3 separate regions of the Homo sapiens genome follow, and regions 2 and 3 are each linked to region 1. A link is a loop called in an ENCODE intact Hi-C map of the cell type or tissue named here. Cell type or tissue: chondrocyte. All regions are shown on one strand.

Region 1 (8,000 bases):
TATATATCAGCAGGCACACTCAATACCAAGCAAAAACAGAGTTATGTCAACAGAGGAGACAGAATCTAGGAACATAGCAGTTTTAACAAATCGTATGTGGACATATCACAGGAATATGAGACTTTCATTATTAGAGGAGGAAGCATTAACATCTACTCATTACTCCTTGATAAGTTCCATATCCTGCAATAATACAAACCCCAATCACATACCATTTTATACTATTCCACAATAAAGCTGTTTATATTTTGAGAGTACAGAGTGTATTTCTATAGCATTTGAACAATGATCAGCCATAGGATCAGCCATAAGATCCGTTGGTAATTCTATACATTTTTATTTTTTCCATTTATCACTTTAAAGTTTCAGAAACTAGCTTCATTAATAATAAAATTTGAAATCATTATACAGTTGTCATTTATTATTATAAAAATTATCTTACCCCACTTAAAATTACATATTTCTGTGCATTTTTATTTTCTGAGCACTAGTGTAAGAGAAAAAAAGTGTTTTGAATGAAAATTTCATGTAAAGCATATTTTAAAAATGTAATAGCCTTACCAAGATCTAAATGTAAAAAGCATTTTTATTTGTATTTGAACTATCATTACAGGTGGCAAATAATTTAAAATTATAACTACTTGTATTGCAGCTCAACAAAAACCACTACATAAGAAAGTTTAAATGGCTCTCCTAATGACAAATGCTACTTCATAATTTAAAAATGTCCTAAAATATGTCATCAATGTTCTTTTGTTTTCTGTATGAAAGAATAGTCTCTATTAAATATGAAGCTCTATAATCAGCCAAAATAACCTAGTGTTTCATTGCTGACATCACTGTGAAATATTCAGATAACTCTATAAATTAGTGTATTTTAAAAATAAGTAGCATACTTATTTAAACTGAAATTTTAACATAGGTTATTTATTTTCATAAGTCAGGTTTTTCTGACTGGAATAATTTATTTCAAAACTACTTTGGTACATTGCTAAAAGATTCATAGTTTTATGTTAAACAGATATTAAGCCAAGAACACTAAATTAATTTTCCCCTCCACTGCTGCAGCAAATCACTATTAATACCATTGCCTGATAATATGAAAGAAAACAGATGTTTTTGTATATAATTATATTCTGAAAATAAGCAGAAATTACGTATTCTAGTATTGATAGCCTGACAATAAGTCAACTTTCATGCCTTGTCAAACTTTCCAGTAATTCCTAAAGGGAAATTTTAAATACTCTGGAAAGCAATCTTTATTTTATCCACTAGTTCCTTTTTCCTTTTTGGAGTTCCTGCTTACTGTAAATTTAGCGGAATGGCCAAATTTTCACAATCAGGTAATGCTACCGCAATGTGCAAAACTTTTCACCTGATGTAGCCCCTCCTCCTCTTCTTTCTGAATAAATTTGCCTATTTGCATGTAAAAAAGTTCAAGCCACCGTATTTATTTTAAAAAATTGTGACATGACGGGAAGAGCATTTGGTCTGGAATTATTTATTTCCAGGCCTGTCTTTTACTGACACAACTGCCCCAAGTCTTGATTATGTCAAGTGTAAAATTCTGATAGTAACTGCCTACAACATCGTGGTTTTGTGAACAGTAAGATTCAGTTTTGAAAAGCTAGTCAAATGTAAAGTAACGTTGTTCACCAGAGAACACACAAACTTTGCACCATTTCTCTACACTTGGCAAAGTAACCCAACCATCTGAAATCTGCCTCCTCTCCTTAAGCCCAGCAGAAAAGCATCAGGAGCAAAATGCTGTGGATTGCAGCTAATGTTTAGGATGCTTCCTATTAAAAAATAATAATAAATAAGTGTGTGTGGGGGGTTGTTGATCCAAACATCATTTCTTGTCTTTCTATCCCCTACTCCTAGCTGTCAGTAATGGTAATTTTGAAAGTTACTCTGTACCTGAGCTTTAATACTGGGCCTTAATATGGAGCGTCACACTGCGTGGTTCTCAAAGTGGGGTTCCTCCCTAGCCTCTGCTTCAGTAACACCTGGGGCCTTGTAAGAGATGCAAATGATGGTCTCACCCCAGACCTGCTGAATCCGAAACTCGGAGGTGGGGCCTAGCGATTCGTGTTTTAAGCTCTCCAGGCGATTCTGATGCTCACTAATGTTGAACCTTCTCGTAAGTCTGCAGTTTACTTTTCACTTCCCTACCTGACAGCGCATCCTGCATTCTTTCCTGCACGGAGCATCTGCACTGAACTGAGGGATGAGGGTGAGAGGTAATTCAGAAACTCCCACAGCTCGGCTCCATCCCTCTCCAGGTAGAAGCGCCACGTGGAGAGCCACACGAACTCTAAGCGTTCCCGCTCTTCAGCCCCTCGCGGGAAAACGGATCAGGGTGTTAATGGGTCCTGATTACCTGCACTAGCGTCATCTGCGAGCCGAGGGCCAAGAGTATCTTCTCGGTCTTGGTGGGGTACGGGTTGTCACGGTGCTTGTAAAGCCACTGCTTGAGGGGTCGCGCCATGTCTTGCAGGGCCTGCCGCTTGTGCCTCACCTTCCCGCCATTCTGCCGGGCGCTGGGACATGGGGAGAGGAGGCGGCCCTGGTGAGCGACGCGTTTGCCCGCCCGGACGCTCCACGCCCCGGCCAAGCCCGGGCCCCGCATCCAAACTGCGCATTCCTGCCTTGCGCCCCTGCTTTGCGCGCGCCCAGAGTGTTTGGGAGAGGCAGGAAGTGGGAGCCACACAGTTTCTGGATGGGGAGATCATTTCGATAGGTTTATCTTGAATAGGGGGATACCTTGAACCCAATACCCCAAGGTTAGAGGTTTAGAAGACGAAGGTCAAGTGATTTGAAGAATACTGCTATTCCAGTCGCGTATCTGGGCAGCGGGGCTAACTGCTACCCTTCCCTCACCCGCTGGCGCCGCACCCTCGAGTGGCCCTGGCCTGGCAGGCCTGGCAGGGTATGCGGCTGGCTCTCGAAACTTCCCTCGGGGATCTCTTGTCTGCTCCCAGAGGCTTTCCGTCGCTTGTGGTCAGGGGAAAGGTCGCCGACTGGACATAGGGAATAAAGCAAAGGAGCATTGCCGCCCCGGCTCTCTTTAAGCTATTTCCTTTGATCTTTTAGGAAAAGGGGGAAACTTTCTAAAGGAGTTGGTGGTTTGTGGAGGAAAGCTGCAGAACCCAAAAACACCGTCGGGCCGTTTCCCGACTAAGGGAGGGTTAAAAGTACGGCAAGCTCTGTCCCATCATGTAAGGTAAAAAGACCTCAGGAAAAGCACATTCAAAGGGGGAGGAGGCAGAGGCAGCCAGGAGCCTGGAGCGTGGCCTGGGGCGCTGCGCTCCCTCACGGGTCCGGGAGGTGTCGCGCGCGGCCGCCAGCGAGCCCAGCCGCTCCCCGAGGCTTGCGCGCCTGCGCCGGAGCCTCCTGGGTTTCTGCCTCTTTAAACACTTTGAAATGCAATTCCACCCGAAACGACTGGTAGTAACATTTTGACGAAACCGAATCTCTGTTTTACTAAGCAGCGACGCCGCAGAACAAGCAGCTGATGCAATCGTTCAGGTGGAGGCGGCTAGGACGGCCGCCCCTCCCCGGCGGGGCGCCCGGGGAGCCGCCGGATCGGGCCAGGCAGAGCCTGCCCTCCACTCACCGGCAGTCTGAGCAGCTGGCCCACCCGCAAGCTACCGCCCCCCCCAGCATACCCCTCACCCCGCTAAACTCAAACCCGGCCCCGCAGGCCCGGGGCCTCCCCCTCCGGGTTCGCCGCGGGCCCAGCCGAGCCGCGCTCACGCCCGGGACTCCCTGGCGGGAGGCGACCTTCCCGACTCCTTGGGCCAGGCGAGCCGCGGGGCTCTGGCGAGGGGCTCGAGTGACCGAAGAGAAGTCCGCGGAGCCTGAGCCTGGACTCCCCGACTGCTCGGCTTCGCCTGTTTCTCTGCACCGAGCTCAGTCCTTTTTCCTCGCCCTCAGCCGCGCACCGGCACCCACAGTCCGGAGAGGGGCAAATAACCCCCAACTCCGAGGTCCAGGCAGCGGAGGGCCGAGGGGCAGCTCCTGGCGCCCTTAGTCTCCACCAAGCTCTTTGGAGCTGCCCCGACGAATTGATCCCTCATGTTTTAAGATAGGAGCCCCTTAACATGAGAATGCGCGAGCCCTGGAGGGGCAGACCTGCACTCCCAGGGAACTCCGGGCCCTTTCCCGTCCACCCGCCCGCGTTGCCACGGGACCCCGTCACAGCTCACCACCCCCACCCCTCCGGGCCGCAGGCGGGCAGGGCCCCCAGGGGAGTGCGCATACCCGGTCCTCCGGTGTCTCAGGCCGAGGTTGTCCTTGAGGGGCGGGCCGTCGGGAATGCCCACCTCGGGGCGGGCGTGAGGACTGTCCAGGACACCGCTGTAGGGCCGGCCACCCCGCTCCCGCTCCGAGGCGCCTCCGTCCTCAAACAGCACCGCACCGCTGAGCTTGTTGAAGACGATGGTGTTCATGGTGTCGGTTGGTAGGGACGCGCGGCGCGGCCGCAGAGCCTCGGGGCTGGGCCGCCGGGAGCTCCGCAGCGGGGCTCGGCTTCTAGGAGAGGAAGGTGCATCTCGTTACTTACTGGCTGAGAGTGCTCAGACCCCTGCAGGTTCAGGGCCTTGAACTTGGCCGGGTCGCCGGGCTGCGGAGCCGAGGGGAGGAGCGGCGCCGCCGCAACTGGCAGGGACCCTGCGGCTCTCCCCAGTTGGCTACACGCCCCCGCCCCTGCAGGTTCCCCGGACAGGTACCTGCCCTCTTCCTTGCCTGGGCGATCGATCCCCCCAATCCCTTCACTCCCCAGAACTACAACCGGGAATCATTCACCCGCAGAGGCAAAGGAAACGAATTCCCAAACGAGCCTCTGGGTTTCAGTTTGAATCTGGGAGAGGCATACTCCGGACTGCGGAGCGCGACCGGCGTGAGGCCGCGCGTGGTTCTTCAATCACAGCAGAAGACTAAAGCCTCTAGGAACCCCAACTCGGGGCGTCAGGAGGGGTTGGATGGAAGGGAAGATTTGGGGTAATGTGCCAACCGTATCCACAAGACCCCCCAGCTCATGAGTCCCAGGCCATACCGGGATTTGGGGGATTTTCGTGTTTTCTAGATCGTGGATGGTTTGGTTGAAACCCCCGCATCTTCTGTCCGCCAAGGTCCCCCGGGGTGAGGTTGGGTTCAAGGACAGGAAAAAGTTAAGTGGCGTCAGGACGAAAGCACCACTTCTCCCCCTTCTCTCCCAGAATCTTCCTATCATCCCCCAACGCGCCCCGGGAAGTGCATGGTCCTAAGGTCCAAGGCGCCAGGACCCAGGTCCCCAGAGCCCTCAATCAGTGCCATTCTCTTCCGCAGCGCGGGTGTCAGCCGCGAGCTCGTAGCCCCTCGACACCCGCCTCTCTCTGGGGTCTCCGGGGACCCTTTCAGAGGCTGTAAAGGTGTCAGAAGCCCAAGGCAGGAGGCAGCTTGGTCGGCGCACCTCCCGGGCCACTGCTGCCACTGTCGGGGAGAGCCAGCAGCTCACCTCTGGGGTCGCGGAGGCCCTGAGCCTCTGCCTGCCGCGCACCGGCGTCAGGAGCAAGTCCGCGCGGCCGCGGAGCCGCAGAGTTACAGCCCCAAGGCGCGCGGCGGACTTCGCCCGCCCCATCTCCTCGCCTCGCGCCTCGGGACAGCTCCCGTTTCCTCCGAGCGGCCTCAGCTTCGCTGCCAGCGCCCCCTTTGCCCGTCCAGCCGCGGCATGGGCTGCTACTCCACTAACACACGCGCGCGCGCATACACACACACACACACACACACACACACACACACCCTTTGCCTCGCCAAGCGCCCACACTCGCCAACGCCCCCGCCCCGCCCTTCGGCCACCGCAGCAGAGGCCACGCGTGACATTTAGGACCACGCGTGACCACCGCGATCAAACGACGGCTACGGTCTGTGTTCGTAGGGAAGTGAAGTCAGACCTCTGCTGGATGTCGTGTGTCCCCTAGGACTGCGTCCTCCCGCGCAGACAGGTACGTGCCTGGGGTGTGCACATAGCCTCGGTGATAAGTGTCAAAGAGAATTTTCGTGCTTGCAGCCCCTGTTCTACAGTCAAGACTCGCGTTGGTGTTTTCTTTTAAAATCATGCCCTTAGGGATGTGTGTTCATGCTGCTTTATTTGTACAAGACACCCTTCCCCGGCCCGGCCTTCTCCGAGCCACCCCAGCGCGTCCTCCTAGATGCGACGACGTGTTTTTCCTAGCGAAGTCATCACGAGGTTAGCCACCTCGGACACTTCCCCGGCAGCCCCAAGCCCACGCAGAGATCGCAGACACAGACACCCGGCGCGCTGTAGGTCTGCAGGCAGCAGGCTCAGAGGCAAGCGATGGCAAAGGTCCGAGCGCTGTCCTGTCGCAAGGGGTCCGGGGGCGTGTGAACCACACTTGCTGACCCTCCCAGGACTCCCGCGCGCGGCCACCCGCGCCTCTTCTCAAATCACTTACCCCGATTCACTCCAGACTGTGGCCGGGGAGGTCACTCCCTGCAGAAGTGTCCCCCTCCCCCAACGCCGGCGAATAATTTTAAAGCAAAGGAGGCGCGGCCAGGTGGGCTCCCAAGCTCCGCGCAGACCCTTGGGCCAGCCTTGGCCGCTACCCGAGCGCCTCTCCACCAGACCTTGGAGGGAAGTTGGGGGAAGGGCGGGAGAGCACCGGCGCCCAGGGCGCAGGGGCCAGAGCGAGCCTGGCGTTCCGCCGCAGCCGGCTGAGACTCGGCGACGCGGGGGCTGTACCTGTGGCTGCGGGGCCGACGGCCGGCTGCAGGGCGGCTGGCTCTCCCGCCTCGAGACTAGGCGCACTCCCATCCCCGCCGCATGTTCTCCACGCGGGCTCCAGCGCGCTCACCACCGCCACCGCCGTCGTCTCGGCTTTATTTACCCAGCCCGGCGCGCGCCGCCCGGGAACAGGAATAGCGAGGCCTTCTCATGTTTCCTGACTGCCGGTCCCAGCCGGCGAACATCCTGCGGGCGCGGTATCCACGTTCCCGGGCGGGTGGAGAGGAAGCGTCCGCGCCCGCCCGGCCGCGGGGGCTGCTGTTAACCCCTAGCAGAGGAGCCGCTGCCGGGGAGCCCCGGGCCCGCCGAGTCCTCCGGAGCCGGGCGCGGCTCCCAGATCCGCCGGCCTTGCAGTCGTGGAGCAGACGGGGCTTTTCCCTTCGCACTTTAGGAGAGAAATTGGAGAAGCTGCCGGGAGCGCTCGGCTCCGGCTCCAGAAGCTGAGAGGCTGCGGTGCAAATCCCGTGTCTTAGCTGGCCCGATTGCCGGAAATTTCACTGCGCGTGGCTAGGCGGGAGAGGCCACTGTGACGCGCCCTGTATTTTCCTCTCGATTAGCTGGAGGGAAGTTAGAGCTCCGTTTTGCACCTACAGCCCTGGAGCGTATTGCGGGAAGTGCTAGTGCCCAGGAGCCTCTTTTCTGATGTCACTGGGCTTCTGGGGTCCTAGTTGTCTCAGTCAAAGCCAGGCACACATTCACCTCCGGGGCAAGGGCTGGTGAGGCTGCCCTCGCCGCTGGGTATAGGGATGGGGGAAAGCAAGGATGGGATGAGTTCAGCCCAGGTGGCCAACCCGCGGTGGCCCAAGTGCAGAAGAGGAAGCGCGCCCAAAGCCAAGGATCTGCACGCAGCAAAGGAGATGGAACTTAGAAGAATCACAAGCTGGGACACAGGGCAAAGAGAGAGAATGGCTACCAGATTCTCTGATTGATGATACTTTGCTTCCTAACATTACCGCAAATATAAGTAGCGAAAGCGGCGGTTTAGGTGCAACTGCAAGCTCAGAGCTTCTGGCAGCCCAGAAGATCCCCAAGGTGCCAACACGAAGCTGCCTGCGCTCTCGCCGAAGGCCCTGTGGTCCTAGCGAACTTTCGCCCTTTTTAAAGAACAAACTTAGATTTCCCCCCACCAAGCTTAAAGAAATAGCGCCATTTGTCCTTTTCCCCTCTAAATGCGGCTGGCCAGAGCCGGGGCAGTGGCCCACCTTAGCATCTT
Region 2 (8,000 bases), 380 kb after region 1:
TTATGATTTAATAAGGATAATTTTGACCAGATTTATTTGAAAATAAATAACATATATAAAAACAAACAATGCATCTCTCAGTGAATCAAACTCTAGTTTAATAAGAGAGACAGAGAGAGAGGAGAAAGAAAGAGAGGAGGACCAGCAAACATTTCTGAATGGTATTCAAGAGGCAGAAAAAGCAAAAACAAAAACAAAAAAAAACAAAATTAGTCAAATGAGGACATTTCAGTAAAGATAAATGCTAGAATAAATATTTATCAGATCCAAATATTGAAGTATTAACATAAAAAAGAAATCATGCAAATCAACATACAAAAGGACTCCGTTACAATTAATACTTCTACATACACACACAAACAAACACACATACCCCCACACACACCTCACCTTCCTATGCATCTATATAGAAACCAGTTTGAAAGAGCTATTAAAAAGCAAAATATCCCTTTTGTATAGTTCTTTTAAAGAAATACATATACACTTATCAAAAATTTTCAATCAATGAAAATTTATAATAATATCAAACTGTACATTTCTAAGTTGCCTAGGACTGAAAAAGAGTTGAGTATGGATCCAGATTCGAGTATAATTACATTTATTTCATCTTTAAGTGACACATTATCTTATCCCACATATGCCAAATATATTAGAAATGTGTAAGCCTCCTATTTAAAAATCCCTTTGAGAGCCAGTCAGGCAAGGAGCCTCAAAGCTCCTTTCTGTTAGTGAGTTGGCCAGTGAAAAGTCATCACGCTTAAGAACAGTGCAATATTCTCACGAAAGCTTTAAGTTTTCTGATGTCAGAAGACTTGTAGCATTCTGTGACAAGGGTTTTTTTCCTTGTGCCTAGACTTAATGTAGCAAGGACAAGCAGGCTTTTGAATGAGTGCTCCACTTTAAGCATTTGCCTGCTTGTGAGATTTATACTCGACTACAGTTTGGCTCCCTTCTAATGTGATTCCTGGGCTATATGCTTCTGCAAACTGACAGAAATCACAGGAGATGTGAAAAATGCAACAATACTAAAAACAGATGTTGGTGTAAAATTCCAGGGCCATTTATTTGGTCATTTCGCTGTTTAATGTACAGTTTCTATGCTAAAAACAAAGGGTTGGTTTTTTCCTCTTAAAATACCTAGAACCATGAAACATCTAGGCGAGGTGGAACAGGGAATTTATGGGATGCAGACTTGAAGAGCTGGGTGGTGGGAAATAAAGAAAAGCTGACAGAAGATTAGGCTGAAAGAGAAAAAAAAGTATTTAAATGCACACTAAGTTTTTCAGTAGTCATACGGTAGCCATCCTTTGTCTTTCTCTCATTTTCTTTTAATCTAGTCTGGTAATAACTCCAAAGGGATAGGCTAAAGGTCAGAAGTATTATGATCTGGGGATAAGAAAGGAATTAAGAACAATTGGTCTTGAGCACAATTGCTTTTGTACCCAAGAAAATGGTAGATTTTTTTTCTCCCTAATCTTTACCAAGAAATACCTAACCCAAACTTCCTGGCTTTGAAGAAGGAAGAGCTGTATTTTAGGTGACATTTAATAAAATAACTATATTTGGAAATCAAAGACAGTAGTAGTAGTAGTCACTTTCTTAAAGAGTGAGTCATGGATTTATTATTAACAACCTCAACCACCCCTTTCCTCAAAAGATTCATGTTAATATTCCAAATATGAATCTCATATTTGTTTGTTCCTGAGAACTGATGATCCCAAAGTTATTGCTAGGGTAATAGGACCCTTTGTTCTGCCATGAGCACCTGCTTTAATAGTCAAAAATAAACATCAGGGTTTGGTTTCTCTGCATTCTTATTAACAAACTTACATGATTTCCTGTTGGAAACTTTCAGGGGCTGAACCAATATTTCTGGTCGTCTCAAAGCCAATCTCCTGGGAGAAAGAAGGTCAACATACCTATCAATTTTCAGCACAGGTCCGAGGTGAATACAATATCAAAATATTTAGTCTTAAGAAAAAACTTAAAGGTTAGAGAAAAAAATGAATGTAATGCAATAGATTCAAATTAAGAAACAAATCGCCCACTTTCAAATTTTTGTAAATTATCTTCCCTCCCTCCAAAACCACTGGTCTTTTTTTTTTCCACCTTTCATATCAACATGGTTTCAAGATATTAATGTGCTATTTTCCATTTGCTTCATAACAAAAATCTAATATGACCCAGTACTGTCATATTATTTTTGGTCATTCATCATACTTAGTTAGACAAAACAGAAATCCAAACCCACAGGATAAAAAATTCTAAGGCAAGGTTTTATAGCATATTTTATCACATCAATGCCAGAATGATATTTTGCAGAGAACAAAAGGTCAGCTGGAGAAAAGCCATTATTATGTACCAGCAGCTCACCTTTCCTGGAAATGCTTTGAGGGGATCAAGCCTGCCCTGGGGTTGGCATCAGCTTCGTGTTTCGCTTGCCACCAAGTTGCATCATCTTGGCTCATAATCTGAAGAATATCTCCCTTTTTGAAAGAAAGCCCAGCTTCCTTACATGGAATTGCCTTATCCTCATTAGGATTATAGTCAAAGAGGGCTTTGATAAACATCTGGAAGAAAAGTTTCATTAAAGATGAATAAAGATAAAAAATAAATGTGAAATGGCCTATATTCTCCTAACTCCGACTCCAAACATAGTAATTTTAAAACTGGAATATTGAAAGAAATGTGTTGTGACAAAGTGGATATGTGTTGGATGGAAAAACATGACTTCCCTCCCACGCACGAAGAAATGTTTTTAAGCAATAATTACCTTGCCTTCTTTTGATGGTGTCTCCTCTTTGCTGCCGGGTATAATCTTAAATGTAATTGCTCCCTGAGACTGAGCCTGGTAACAGATAAAACAAGGAGTTATAAGAAAACCAGACCCAAGGAAGAATAAGGTAAAATAGGTAGAAAGTGAAATGCATCTGAAAATTTACAAGCTTGGGGCTTCTACTCTTAGATAGACTAAACGGAGGAAACTATTTTTGTAGAAATTCCTGTAATGTGAGAAAGAAAGCTCTGAAGTTTGTAGAATAAGTTAAAAAACATTAACTCCTAAATCCACTTTTACTTCCTGTGTACTTTTAAGCTGTCAAGTAAATACATTCCCATCCAAGTTTCTTCGAAATAGAAACACACAAAATATGCACAACACCTTAAATAAACACAGTATTCAATGACTAGAACAGATAATGTATAAAGGTCTGGGTGCAGTGGCTCGTGTCTGTAATTCCAGTGTTTTGGGAGGCAAGGTGGCAGGATCACCCAAGCCCAGGAGTTCAAGACCAGCAATATAGCAAAACCCCTGTCTCTACAAAAAAAATTTTAAAAATTAGCCAAGCGTGGTGATGAAGCTAAGGCCTCTTGAGCCCAGGAGTTCAAGGCTGCGGTGAGCTGTGATCGCACCACTGCACTCCAGCCTAGGTGACAGAGCAAGAAGCTTTTTTTTTTTTTTTTAAAGAATAATGTACAAGGTTCATACAGTTACATTTAAGTATCAGCATCCATGTTTTGGGGGACAAAACACCTATAATGTCAGTAGTGCAGTTACAAATACATGATTCAATTAGTGGCAATGCCCATCAGAAAAAAAAAATAAAGAACATTCATATCTATTGTATTCTGGTGAGCGAGTAAAATATCCAACGTAATAGATTAATTGAAAGATGAAAAGACTGAGTATCTATTCTAACTTCATTAAAATAAGTACCAGCACCCACAAGTTTTTGTTATCTCAGATAGGATTTCTCTTTAAATATAGTCTCATGTCATTCTCTGTCTCTCTCTTTTTACCATGTATTGTAGCCATATTTAATTATTTATGCCATTATTTCATAAGATATGTTACTCCTGCTAATTTGTAAGCTCCATAAAAGCACTAAATACTTGGCACATTTGAAAGATATGAAAGGAAGGGGGGTAGGGCAAGACATATCTCTGAGTCTCACTATCTGTGGTGCACTGGTAAACCAGGACTCCATTTATTTAAAAAAAAAAAAAGGCTCTGATGTGTACTGTCTGTCAATTTCCATGGTATAAATACTTTCACTATAGTCAATTTCAATTCACCAGCATGAAGTTGCTGAAAGCTGAGTTGGGAAATGGTGCATCACACAGTCAGCTCTGGGCCGAGCCTTAAGAAGGCAGCTCTAGTGCAACACAGCAAGTTAAGTAAAATGGGATTCTGATAGTTTAAATAATAGAATTTTATAAAGGGTTGATTTATTTCAAAATGGTAATATCATTGCTATTGCTTATTGTAGAAGGCGCTCACAAATCTTATAAAGAATTCTCATACTGTAATACTGAATTACATTGGTAGAGAGAAAACAAAAGTCTTTTCTATAATCTCCTCTTATTTTTCTAGTTTGTGTCTGTGTGTTTTTTTTTAAATGGATCTATGGTCCTTACAACAGTGTCATTTAATAAGGACTCAATTGTTATTACTATTACTGCTGAGCCATATAGGTCTATCTCTCGTGATTGCCTCACAATAATCTAGCATATGGATGAATGATTATTTGATCAACGCAACTTTCTTGGTAGTTTCCGAATATTTTTGAAAAATTTTGTTTATACACATTTACCAAATTATTGCTTGAGGATTAATTTCCAACTAAAGGGTATGCACATTTAAAATTTTGATAGTTTCAGATCTCAAAAAGTTCTACTAATAATTTATCCCATCCCCAAATCATATAAATATACCTATTTTCCTATACCCTGACCAACTCTAGGCATTATCAAGCTTTCCAATCTCATATCCTGAAAATGCTTTGAGGGGATCAAGCCTGCCCTGGGCTTGGCATCACCTTCGTGTCTCCAGACATCTATGTTTTCTTTTGTAAAGTATTTGTCCATATGCACTGCTGATTTTTCTGTAAATGTTTTTCTTATTGATTTTTATCATCTCTATATATTTTGAAACATTAGCCTTTTATTATATATACTGAAAATATTTTTCATACAATCTCATTTGTCTTTGATGTTTCTTTATGGCACCTTTTTTCTATAAAGAAAGTTTTGAATTCTAGTAGACACATCTGTTATTTTTCTATTTGACTTTCATATCAAGGTTAAAAAGTCTTTTTCTACCTTATAATTATAGAAATTGTATATTACCTTTTATTGTGCAATTTTTGTTTTTTTTGCACTTATTTAATTTGTTGGGAATTTATTTTTATGTATTGTGTAAAACAAGGATTGACCTTATTTTTTCTGCGCCATTAACCTGATACCATCTATGAAATGTTCCACTGTTTTCCCACTGATTTAAAATGCCACCTTAACCATATACTAAATTTTCATATATACAGAGATCTGTTTTTGAGACACACTCAAACCTCTTCTAGTTGGTATAGGTTTCCAGTATGTTTTCACATATAAAAGAGAGTTTCCCTTCCTTTTATCTTACAAATGAACTTTAGAATTAATATTTCCAAGGCATAAAATAATTTTATTCAAGTGTCAGATTTCAAAAGACATCTAAATTAGTTTGACTAATTTGTATTGCTATGATCTATAGCATGGAATGTGACTGTGTCAATGGGAGGAAGACAAAGATAAATGCATCACCAGCCACAGTGTAGATGCCATCTGCTAAGTATAGACTTGGGACAGGGACAGGTACTAAATTCTTTTTTTTTTTTTTTTTTTTTTTTGAGACAAAGTCTTGCTATGACGCCCAGGCTGGAGTGCAGTGGTGTGATCTCGACTCACTGCAACCTCCATCTCCTGGGTTCAAGCGATTCTCCTGCCTCAGCCTCCCAAGTAGCTAGGACTACAGGTGACTGCCACCACGTGCAGCTAATTTTGTTTTGTATTTTTAGTAGAGACGGGTTTCACCATGTTGGCCAGGCTGGTCTTAAGCTCCTGACCTCAGGTGATCCACCTGTCTCAGCCTCCCAAAGTGCTGGGATTACAGATATAAGCCACCACACTCGGCCCTAAAACTCTTTATATATACTATCTCATTTAATCCTCAAAACACTCCAGATGGATAGTTACCTCTTATTCTCATTTTGCAAATGAAAACACTGAGGCATGAATAGATTAAGATATTTTCCAAGAACACACAGGGATTAAGTGTTCGAACCCTGCACTGCTTAATACAAATCCTGTCTATGTCAAACCAAGTCTAAAAGTCTGAAATACAGTGATTCGATTTTATTTTTATTGTACCTTTAAAAGAAATTTACAGCTTACCAAAATCTGTATTATTTCCTCAGGCCTTTTATCCTCCACTGGTATCCCGTTGACTTCCCTAAGTTCATCACCAACATGAATAAGACCTGAGAAATAGGAGATTTGGTAAATTAGCAGTGTTACCCACAACCAAAACTGTAATTTGCAGCTGTTTCCATAAGTAAAGCATTGTTAGGTTCCCTTAATACACTTAACGAATGGAAAGGAGACCTTCACACATCTCAGGTTTCAGCCTCTATGCCTCTCCATAGCAGTGACTCAAAAACCACAACATAGTAATGCTGGCCAAGAAATGGTAACAGGAGCTTGGTCTTTGTCTAGAAATGCACATTACTGATATCTTATACTAATATACTAATAAAATAATTTTTATTTATCTTAAAGGCTGCATGCTCTTAGCAGTACTTTTCAATTGAGAAATACAGAAGAAACAAGATTTTTTTTTTTTTTTTTTTTTTTTTTTGAGACGGAGTCTCGCTCTGTCACCCAGGCTGGAGTGCAGTGGCACAATCTCGGCTCACCGCAACCTCCGCCTCCCAGGTTCACACCATTCTCCTGCCTCAGCCTTGCAAGTAGCTGATACTACAGGTGCCCGCCACCACACTTGACTAATTTTTTTTTTTTTTGTATTTTTAGTAGAGACAGGGTTTCACCGTGTTAGCCAGGATGGTATTGATCTCCTGACCTCGTGATCCACCCGCCTTGGCCTCCAAAAGTGCTGGGATTACAGGCGTGAGCCACCACGCCCGGCCCACAAGTTTTAAGATAGCTTTGGATGCTTGTGTACAAGAAGACCATAGAGTAATGTTTATCTATCATTTATTTAAATAGGCTCTCACATTTCAACACAGAGAAAAATATCTTATTACTTGTTCTGCTGTATTAGATCCAAAGATGGTTATCCTCTTAGTTATCTACTGGAAATGCTACACACGAAACACGTGATTAGTCTGTACTTGGTTAACATTTAAAGTCTCACCACTTCTATCTGCAGCTCCTCCTCTCATGATTCTGGCCACAATGATCGCCCCGGTCTGTTCATCCTTCTTAATGGTAGCTCCCTTTTAAGACAAAAACAAAAAGCATTTGTGGGTAAATGTGTGTACTAGGTGTTAGAAAAGGAGGAAATAAGGACATTCATCTGAAAAAAGAGAAAACAACTACAAAAACGAAAAAAAAGAAATGAGGCAGGAAAAATAGACATCATGCCATTTGTCTTAGAATGTCTATTCTCATGACTAAATAGAGGAAATTCTATCTACATAGCATCAAAGGGTTTCAGCCCAATTTAAGGATTTTTGAAATCTTCAACCTCTTCAAAACTGTGTAAAATAAACATACCTTCTTTCCATTATAAAAATACCTTGTATTTCAATGCTGTTTGGTTTTTATCCTTTTAAAGCAATTCTTCATTCATTTCATCCTTATAGTACCGCATCAAGAAAGTGGAATAGTGACAATTACACTAATAGACAAAAGATTCTATATGTTAAAAAACTAAAACCCAGATCATTTGACTTTTAGTTAGTTCAGTGATCCTTCTATCACCCTCAGTTATCATAGTAAAAAAATAAAAATTTAAAAATTAAAAAAAACTTGGGCGATAATTATAAAGAAAAAGAAAAAAGTTAAAACCCAGAAATTAGTTATATTTGTTGCCTAAGTCTAAGACAAATGATTAGAAGAAAGAGCTCTTACTCCATGGTTTTAGTGAACTAGGATTGTAACTAGTACAAATAGAACTAAGTATTGGCATAAGATTAGGAAACAGTCTCAAAAAGAAGCCAAAA
Region 3 (8,000 bases), 180 kb before region 1:
TCAATATCCTTGATTTTTCATTCTCTATGATTTTCTTTTGATTTATCGTAATTTTTAGAAAGTTCATTAGTTGGCTTACTTCATTTATTGTTAGTTTTTCTTTTTAGTAATAGAAGCATTTAAGATATTTCCTACTGTAGTATAGAGTTTACCTATGCCTAGATATTTTTATATCAAGTATTCTTTTTATTCGTAATATCGGTGTTTTTTTGTTTTTTGTTTTTTTGAGACAGGGTCTCACTCTGTTGTTTAGGCTGAATGCAATGGCACAATTATGGCTCACTACAGCCTCTACCTTCCGGGCTCAAGTGATCTCCCATCTCAGCCTCCCGAATAGCTGGGCTTACAGTCTTGTGCCACCACACCTGGCTAATTTTTAATTTTTTGTAGAGATGAGGTTTCACCATGTTGTCCAGGCTGGTTTCAAACTCCTGGTCCTAAGCAATCCTCCTGCCTTGACCTCCCAAAGTGCTGGGATTCCAAACATGAGCCATCTTGCCCAGACTGTAATATCAGTTTTAAGTACCTCTTTGGATAGGAACTATTTTGAAGAGTATGCCTTAATTTCATATTATTCTGCCTTTAGGCTATTATTTTCCTTCTTGTTGTAAACTTCTAGTTTATAATCCAATTATGGTTAGAAAACGTGAGACAAAATCTCTCTATTTTTTGAAATTCATTAAGGTTTTCTTCGTGGCCAAGAATTCAGTTTGTTTTTTTTTTTCTGACTGGCTTGTTAATATTTTGTGATTACTTATTTTAGACTTATAGTTGGATAATACAGCGCGGCTAAGGGCAAGACCAGTTCATTGGACATGCTGGTCTATAAAACCGCCTGACTCTGATTCGAAGCTGCAATGATGTTGGAGTATGTTGGGTAGCCCAGTTTGTGGCATCTAAAATTTTTCGAAGTAATAGAGAGGTGTGATATGAAGAAGGAGTGAAAAGTACTTAGCATTCAAGTTGGAGAAGATGACGACCAGGAAGAAATACGATAACAGAAAGAAAAAACACTGTTATTTACTGTTTTGTAAGTGCTAGGTCCCATGCTTGGCTTTTACTCCTATTAATCATTTAAACCTTCGCAAAAGTCCAGTGAGTAAGTGTGACAGTTTTTATTTTACAGAGACGGAAACAGGAATTTAGAAAGATTAAAGAACTTTTCCAAGGTCACAAAGCTAACAAATAGAGTTGGAATTTTGTCTGAATTTTTTTTTTTTTTTTTTTTGGGTGGGACGGAGTCTCGCTCTGTCACCCAGGCTGGAGTGCAGTGGTGCAATCTCAGCTCACTATAACCTCCACCTCCCGGGTTCAAGCAATTCTTCTGCCTCAGCCTTCTGAGTAGCTGGGACTACAGGTGCCCACCACCACCCCCCGCTAATTTTTGTATTTTTAGTAGAGATGGGGTTTTGCCATGTTGGCCAGGCTGGTCTCGAACTCCTGACCTCAGGTGATCCACCCGCCTCGGTCTCCCAAAGTGCTGGGATTCCAGGTGTGAGCCACCGCGCCCGGCCTTGACTGATTTTTAAAGCTACTTCATACATATAAGAAGTTTAATTTATAGGATTTGTGGAATACAACGTTTTATACAGATATGCGTATTAAGTAAAACACAGATTATTCACATCTTCTATAACATTGTAACTTTGTGTACTTTGTCAAATTCTGAAAGAGTTGTATTAAGGTTATTATCATGACAGATGATTTTATCACATTCTTATAGTTTTGGAATTTTTAGCTTTATGTTATTTAGTTCATGAAGAAATACAATGTGTATATTCTTTATCATTGCATCTTTTGCCACTACATAATATTCCCTCTTTTCCTTGTTTAATTAGTTTCAGCCTTGAATTGTGTCTAATACGATAATCTTACAATCATGTCTTTTTTATTTCATTTTTAATAAAATTTTCATCTTTATAAAAGAATATAGGTTACGTAGATACATTGTAAAGAGTAATATGATAAACACCCATTGAAGTCCTACTGTGTGTGTCTGTGTGTGTGTGTGCGCATCTATGCACATTTATGTGGTATAACCTATTATTTTATAACTTATTTTTGGAGGTTCCTTAAGTTTCTATGTAAACTCACCGTGGTGAAGAAATTGAAAGCAGACATTTTACTTTCAGATTTTCTCTTCCAACTTTCTAAATATTTGAAGGACATGTGAAATACAAATATGGAAATTCAGATTTGTTTTTAAACTTTACTAAGATTTGTTGAAGTGTGAGCCCAGAGTACAGAGCTGGGGTGGGATCAAAAGTAGGCGAACAAATTTGTAAATAACTTGCTTTTATCTACAAATTTCCTGGGGGACAGTAGTACCTGCTTAAAGCATTAAAAACAAACAAACAAAAACCATGGAAATGCCAAAACTCACCAAGTTTCAAATGATGAAGATGCGATTATTAGAAATCCCATTCTGTCTCCAGTGAAGAATATCATTCATAAAAATTACATTTTACACTTTGAGGTAATTTTTTCTAGATCAAAATCCACACAATGGCACTTCTACAAAAACACCCAACACGGTTTTTCTCTGCGAGTAAGATATAAAAGCTCCTTGGAAATGAATTTATAATTTTATTTTAGTTCTTGCGCTTGCCCATGTCTTCTTCTTCATTATTTTGAAGAATTGAGACAAGGTCTCACTTTTGTCGGCCAGGCTGGAGTGCAATGGCACAATCATAGCTCACTGCAGCCTTGACCTCCCGCATTTTTTTTTTTTTTTTTTTTGTAGAGCCGAGGTCTTGCTATGTTGCCCAGAATGATATTGAACTCCCAGCCTTAAGGGATTCTCCCACCTTGGACTTCTCAAGTGTTGGTATTACAGGCATGAAACACTGCACCAAGCTAGAAATACTTGCCCATTTCTATTGCTCGGGTCACGTGGCTTAAGATAGAACTTGAAAGTTGAGAGACGGCGGAGCGTGGTGGCTCACCCCTGTAATCCTGCACTTTGGGAGGCCGACGCGGGCAGATCCTTGAGGTCAGGAGTTTGAGACCAGCCTGGCCAACATGGCGAAACCCCGTCTCTACTAAAAATACAAAAATTAGCCGGGCGTAGTGGCGTGCGCCTGTAGTCCCAGCTACTCCGGAGGCTGAGGCAGGAGAATCGCTTGAACTCGGGAAGCGGAGGTTGCGGTGACCTGAGATCGCGCCACTGCACTCCCGCCTGGGCGACAGAGCGATACACCGTCTCAAACAAACAAACAAAACAAAAAAAAGTTGAGAGACAATAATACAAAAAACAAGAAGGAAAGATCTTTTGATTTTCAGTGAGGATGTTGCAGGGAAGGTGGAAAAGGAGCATCAAGACCCTTTTAAATTTTGTTATTCTCTAAATTTTGCAATTTAGCTATTAGCTTTGTAAAGTGTACATTCAGGGCAGAATTGTAGCCTGTCGGTGTTAGGTTATTTCTCTGCAGTCAGTTTGTGGAACATAATTTGACTGATGATAGATCTAAATCCACGCAGTAATCACTCAAAATGAGATGATATTTATTTCATATGCATGTGCTATATAATACTATGGTTATCAAAAATTGAATTAGGAGAATTGCGCCCAACGAGAATGGGCTTGTCTATGTGAGATTCATGTGGTTGTTATGCTTTCTTTTTAATAGTCCAACAAAAGAGAAAAGGCAAGATATAAATGAGTGATTCCGGAATCCATGCACCTAGAAAATGATTGTTTTGTCTATCTAGATTGGTTTTCTTTTGCATGTGAATTTCCAATTGTTCCAGCAACATTTGTTGAAAAGACTTTCTTTGCTTCATTGCATTACCTTTATTTTGACAAAGATCATTTGGCTATTAGAAACCCACGCGCTTGGAAAATGAGATCTCTCAGTTCTCCATGAGGTGGCAGCAGCTCCTCAGTAACATGAGAGACCCTGTGGTGAAGGTCAAGTTCAAAGACGCCTTAGGCACTGTCCAGCTGAGAATTTTCACAGGCTGTACTTTCTTTGGCCAGGTTTCCTCTGTGACTTTGTTTCTTTTATTTTCTTTTTGAGAAAATTCAGCAACAAATCACCTTTTGATTATATCTGGGCCTTCCTGTTGTAAGATGGACTGCTTATACTGGTCAACAGACAGATTTCACAGCAGTCCTGGGGCCAAATTATAGTTTAGCAGCCACAGAGATTGACTTAGCTGGAGGTGGAGGACATGGAAGCATAACCGATCTTGCAATTTTGGAGGAGAGAATTGCTTCCTTTCTATAGCATACATTTATCTTTTTATAGAGAAGTTTTAGGGGGTTGAGTAGAGGCATTACAGATAAAATGAGGATGCTACCAGTGTTTTATAAAACTGAGCCAATTTAGGGTTTTAAGATTACTTATTTATATATTTTTATATTTTTCCTTTAAAACCATTTTAGAGATTATACTGTGTTTCCTTTTGTGAGAGAGAAAACTGTTTTCTGGAAGCACTCAGTTAAAATAAAGAATTTAAAATTGCGCTTCATTTTCCATCAAACTTTTAAAACTAAATTGTTTGATGATTTTGACTCTAATATATTGAATACATTTAATTCTAATAGGCTTCCTTCTCCAAATGTTTCAAATTATAAGACAATCCTTTCATTGTATTCTTCATCAGAACCTGGCACTGTCCCTCTTTCTCTGCCTTTCTTTGCTTAAATTACGCTATTCTGGATGAGTAATGATAGACATACTTGATCTAAGTATATGTCTGTAATGTTAAAGTCATTTTTAGAACGTTCAGAAGCCCTTTTTCTGCTAACATTCTTTTTTTTTTTTTTTTTTTGAGACGGAGTCTTGCTCTTTCACCAGGCTGCAGTGCAGTGGCGCGATCTCAGCTCACTGCCACCTCTGCCTCCCGGGTTCAAGCGGTTCTCCTGCCTCAGCCTCCCGAGTAGCTGGGACTACAGGTGTGCGCCACCACTCCCAGCTAATTTTTGTGTTTTTAGTCGAGACAGGGTTTCACCATGTTGGCCAGGATGGTCTCAATCTCTTGACCTACTGATCCGCCTGCCTCGCCTCCCAAAGTGCTGGGATTACAGGCATGAGCCACCGTGCCTGGCCTCTGCTAACATTATTGATCACACTTACCACTTCAAAAATCTTGGTTCTAGTGATAGTCTACATTTTTATTGTTGTTGTTTCTATTTTCTTAATTTTTCTCCTAGAGTGATTAATTCCATTCTGTACTTTTTCACAAATAGACTGTTTTTAGAGTAGTTTCTTGTTTACAGCAAAATTGATCAGGAAGAACAGAATTCCCATATATCCTCTGCCATCACACATGCACAGCCTCTCCATTATCAACAACCTACACCAGAGAAGTGCCTTTGTTACCATCAATGAACCTATAGAGATGCGTGATTATCAACAAAGTCCATAGTTTACATTAGAGTTCACTCTCGGTGTTGTACATTCTGTGAGTTTTGACAAGTGTTCAATGACATGTATCTACCATTGTGGTATCATACAGAGTAGTTTTACTGCCCTAAAATTCTCTGTGGGCTGGGCGTGGTGGCTCACGCCTGTAATCCCAGAACTTTGGGAGGCTGAGGCAGGCAGATCACCCGAGGTCAGGAGTTCGAAACCAGCCTGACCAACAAGGTGAAACCCTGTCTCTACTAAAGATACAAAATTAGCCGGGCATGGTGGTGGGGGCCTGTAATCCCAGCTACTCAGGAGGCTGAGGCAGGAGAATCGCTTGAACCCAGGAGGCAGAGGTTTCAGTGAGCTGAGATTGTGCCATTGCAGTCCAGCCAGGGCAACAAGAATGAAACTCCATCTCAAAAAAAAAATTATCTGTGTCTATTCATCCCACCCTCTCCTTTAAGACCTGGCAATCACTGATTATATATATATATATATATATATATATATATATGTGTATATATATATATATATATATGTGTATATATATATATGTGTGTGTGTGTGTGTGTGTGTGTATATATATATATATATATATATATATATATATATATATATATATATGTATATATATATTTTTTTGAGACAGAGTCTTGCTCTGTCACCAGGCTGAAGTGCAGTGGCAAGATCTCGGCTCACTACAACCTCCGCCTCCCAGGTTCAAGCCATTCTCCTACCTCAGTGTCCTGAGTAGCTGGGACTACAGGCATACCCCACCACGCCTGGCTAATTTTTGTTTTTTTTTTTTTTTTTGGTAGAGGCAGGGTTTCACCAGGTTGGCCAGGATGCCTTCGATCTCCTGACCTCATGATCCGCCCACCTTGGCCTCCCAAAGTGCTGGGATTATAGGCATGAGCCACCATGCCTGGCCAATCACTGATATTTTTATCATATCCATAGTTTTGCCTTTTCCTGAATGTTGTATAATTGAAATCATTACAATATGTAGGATTTTCAGATTGGCTTATTTCACTTAGTAATATGCACTAAGTTTCCCCCATGTCTTTTAGTGACTTAAATCATTCACTTCTATTTTAGCACTGAAGAACATTTTATTCTCTGTCTATACCCATTTGTATTTCTGCTCATCTACTGAGGGACATCTTATTTGCTTCCAAGTTTTGGCAATCATAAATAAAGCTGTCATGAACTTGTGCATACAGGTTTTTGCATGGATGTAAGTTCTCAATTCATTTGGGAGAATCCCTGAGACTGCCAAGCTTTTACAAAGTGGCTTTTTGCATGCCCACTAGCAATGAATGCTAATTCCAGTTGCTTCACATCCTCACCAGCATATGATGTTGTCAGCATTTTGGGTTTTGGCAATTCAAATAGATGTGTCGTGTTAGCTTGTTGTTGTTTTAATTTGCAATTCTCTAGTGACATATGTTGTTGAGCATCTTTTTATATGCTTATTTACCATTCTTGTGTCTTCTTTGGTGAGTCGTCAGTTAAAGTCTTTTTTAGTTGGGTTATTTGCCTTCTTATTGTTGAGTTTTAAGAGTTCTTTGTGTATTTTGAATAACAGTTCTTTATCTGATAATGTCTTTTGCAAATATTATTTCCCAATCTGTAGCTTTTCTTTTTATTCTATTGACTTGTCTTCTGCAGAGAAGAAAATTTAATTTTAATGAAGTCCAGCTTACCAATTATTTCTTTCATGGATCATGCCTTAGGTATTGAATTTATAAAGTCGTCGCCATCCCAAGGTCATCTAGGTTTTCCCCTGTATTAGCTTCTAGAAGTTTTATAGTTTTGCATTTTACATTTAGGTTTATAATCCATTTTCAGTTAAGTTAGTTAGGGGTGTTATGTCTATCTAGATTGACTTTCTTTTGCATGTGGATTTCCAATTGTTCCAGCAACATTTCTTGAAAAGACTTTCTTTGCTTCATTGTATTGCCTTTATTCTTTTGTCAAAGATCAAAGTCTTCAAGTCAGATAGTGGCCATCCTCTGACTTTGTTCTTCAATATTGAGAAGGCCCTTCTGGGTCTTTTGCCTTTGGGATTTTGGAATTGTATTAGATTTATAGATCAAGTTAGAAAAACTGACATTTTGAAACCATTAATTTTTTTGTATCCATGAACATGGAATATCTCTCCATTTATTTTGTTCTTTGATTTCTTTCACAGAATTCTGTAGTTTCTCTCATATAGATATTATACAGATTTTGTTAGATTTACAGCTAAGTATTTCATTTTTGGTGGTGCTAATGTGAGTAATAATGTGTTTTTAATTTCAAATTCCACATGTTCCTTGCTGTTATATAGGAAAATGGTTGATATTTGGAAGGCAGCTCTGCTCACCACTATACCACTGAGACATGATTGACATTTGTATGTTAGCCTGTATCCTGTAACCTTGCTATAATTTCTTATTAGTTCTAGGCGGTTTTTTTTTTGTCAATTCATTCAGATTTTCTACATATACAATCATGTCATCTGAAAACAACCATAGTTTTATTTCTTCTTTCTCAATCTGTATACATTTTATTTCCTTTTCTGGTCTCATTGTATTAACTAGGACTACCAGTATGATGTTGAAAAGGAGTAGTGAGAGGAGAGCCTTACCTTTTTCATGA

Evidence for each region. Peaks named below come from ENCODE experiments on the same cell type or tissue, not always from the same donor. Only the 100,000 strongest peaks of a DNase experiment are listed, where the experiment ranks them.
Region 2: a loop joins it to region 1, with 2.2 times the contacts of the local background. A loop is called at or near these places in 3 of 110 quality-filtered maps.
Region 3: it touches region 1 in a loop (5-fold over the local background); 10 of 110 quality-filtered maps call a loop at or near these places.

What each region holds. Positions count from the first base shown.
Region 1 is chr10:27,738,962-27,746,961 of GRCh38, forward strand. It overlaps MKX (mohawk homeobox), which reads right to left and starts at 6,858. Exons shown (of 7, transcript NM_173576.3): 1 at 6,746-6,858; 2 at 4,267-4,536; 3 at 2,384-2,543. The coding sequence starts at 4,454. It overlaps MKX-AS1 (MKX antisense RNA 1), which reads left to right and starts at 5,654. Exons shown (of 2, transcript NR_121652.1): 1 at 5,654-5,987. RefSeq lists silencers at 3,239-3,458, 3,529-3,648 and enhancers at 3,929-3,998, 6,349-6,939. In chondrocyte, CTCF peaks have their summits at 3,308, 3,517, 5,693 and 6,808; DNase peaks (open chromatin) are centred at 4,420, 5,670, 6,400, 6,990 and 4 weaker places.
Region 2 is chr10:28,117,821-28,125,820 of GRCh38, forward strand. It overlaps MPP7 (MAGUK p55 scaffold protein 7), which reads right to left. Exons shown (of 17, transcript NM_001318170.2): 7 at 7,190-7,271; 8 at 6,211-6,296; 9 at 2,774-2,848; 10 at 2,374-2,570; 11 at 1,831-1,895. Among named protein-coding and RNA genes, the nearest start is that of SNORD130, 48 kb to the left of the region's middle. RefSeq lists an enhancer at 1,375-2,574. In chondrocyte, no CTCF peak of the experiment used is centred here; no DNase peak of the experiment used is centred here.
Region 3 is chr10:27,554,840-27,562,839 of GRCh38, forward strand. No RefSeq gene overlaps it. Among named protein-coding and RNA genes, the nearest start is that of LINC02680, 7.3 kb to the right of the region's middle. In chondrocyte, CTCF peaks have their summits at 3,640 and 3,897 (motif pointing right); no DNase peak of the experiment used is centred here.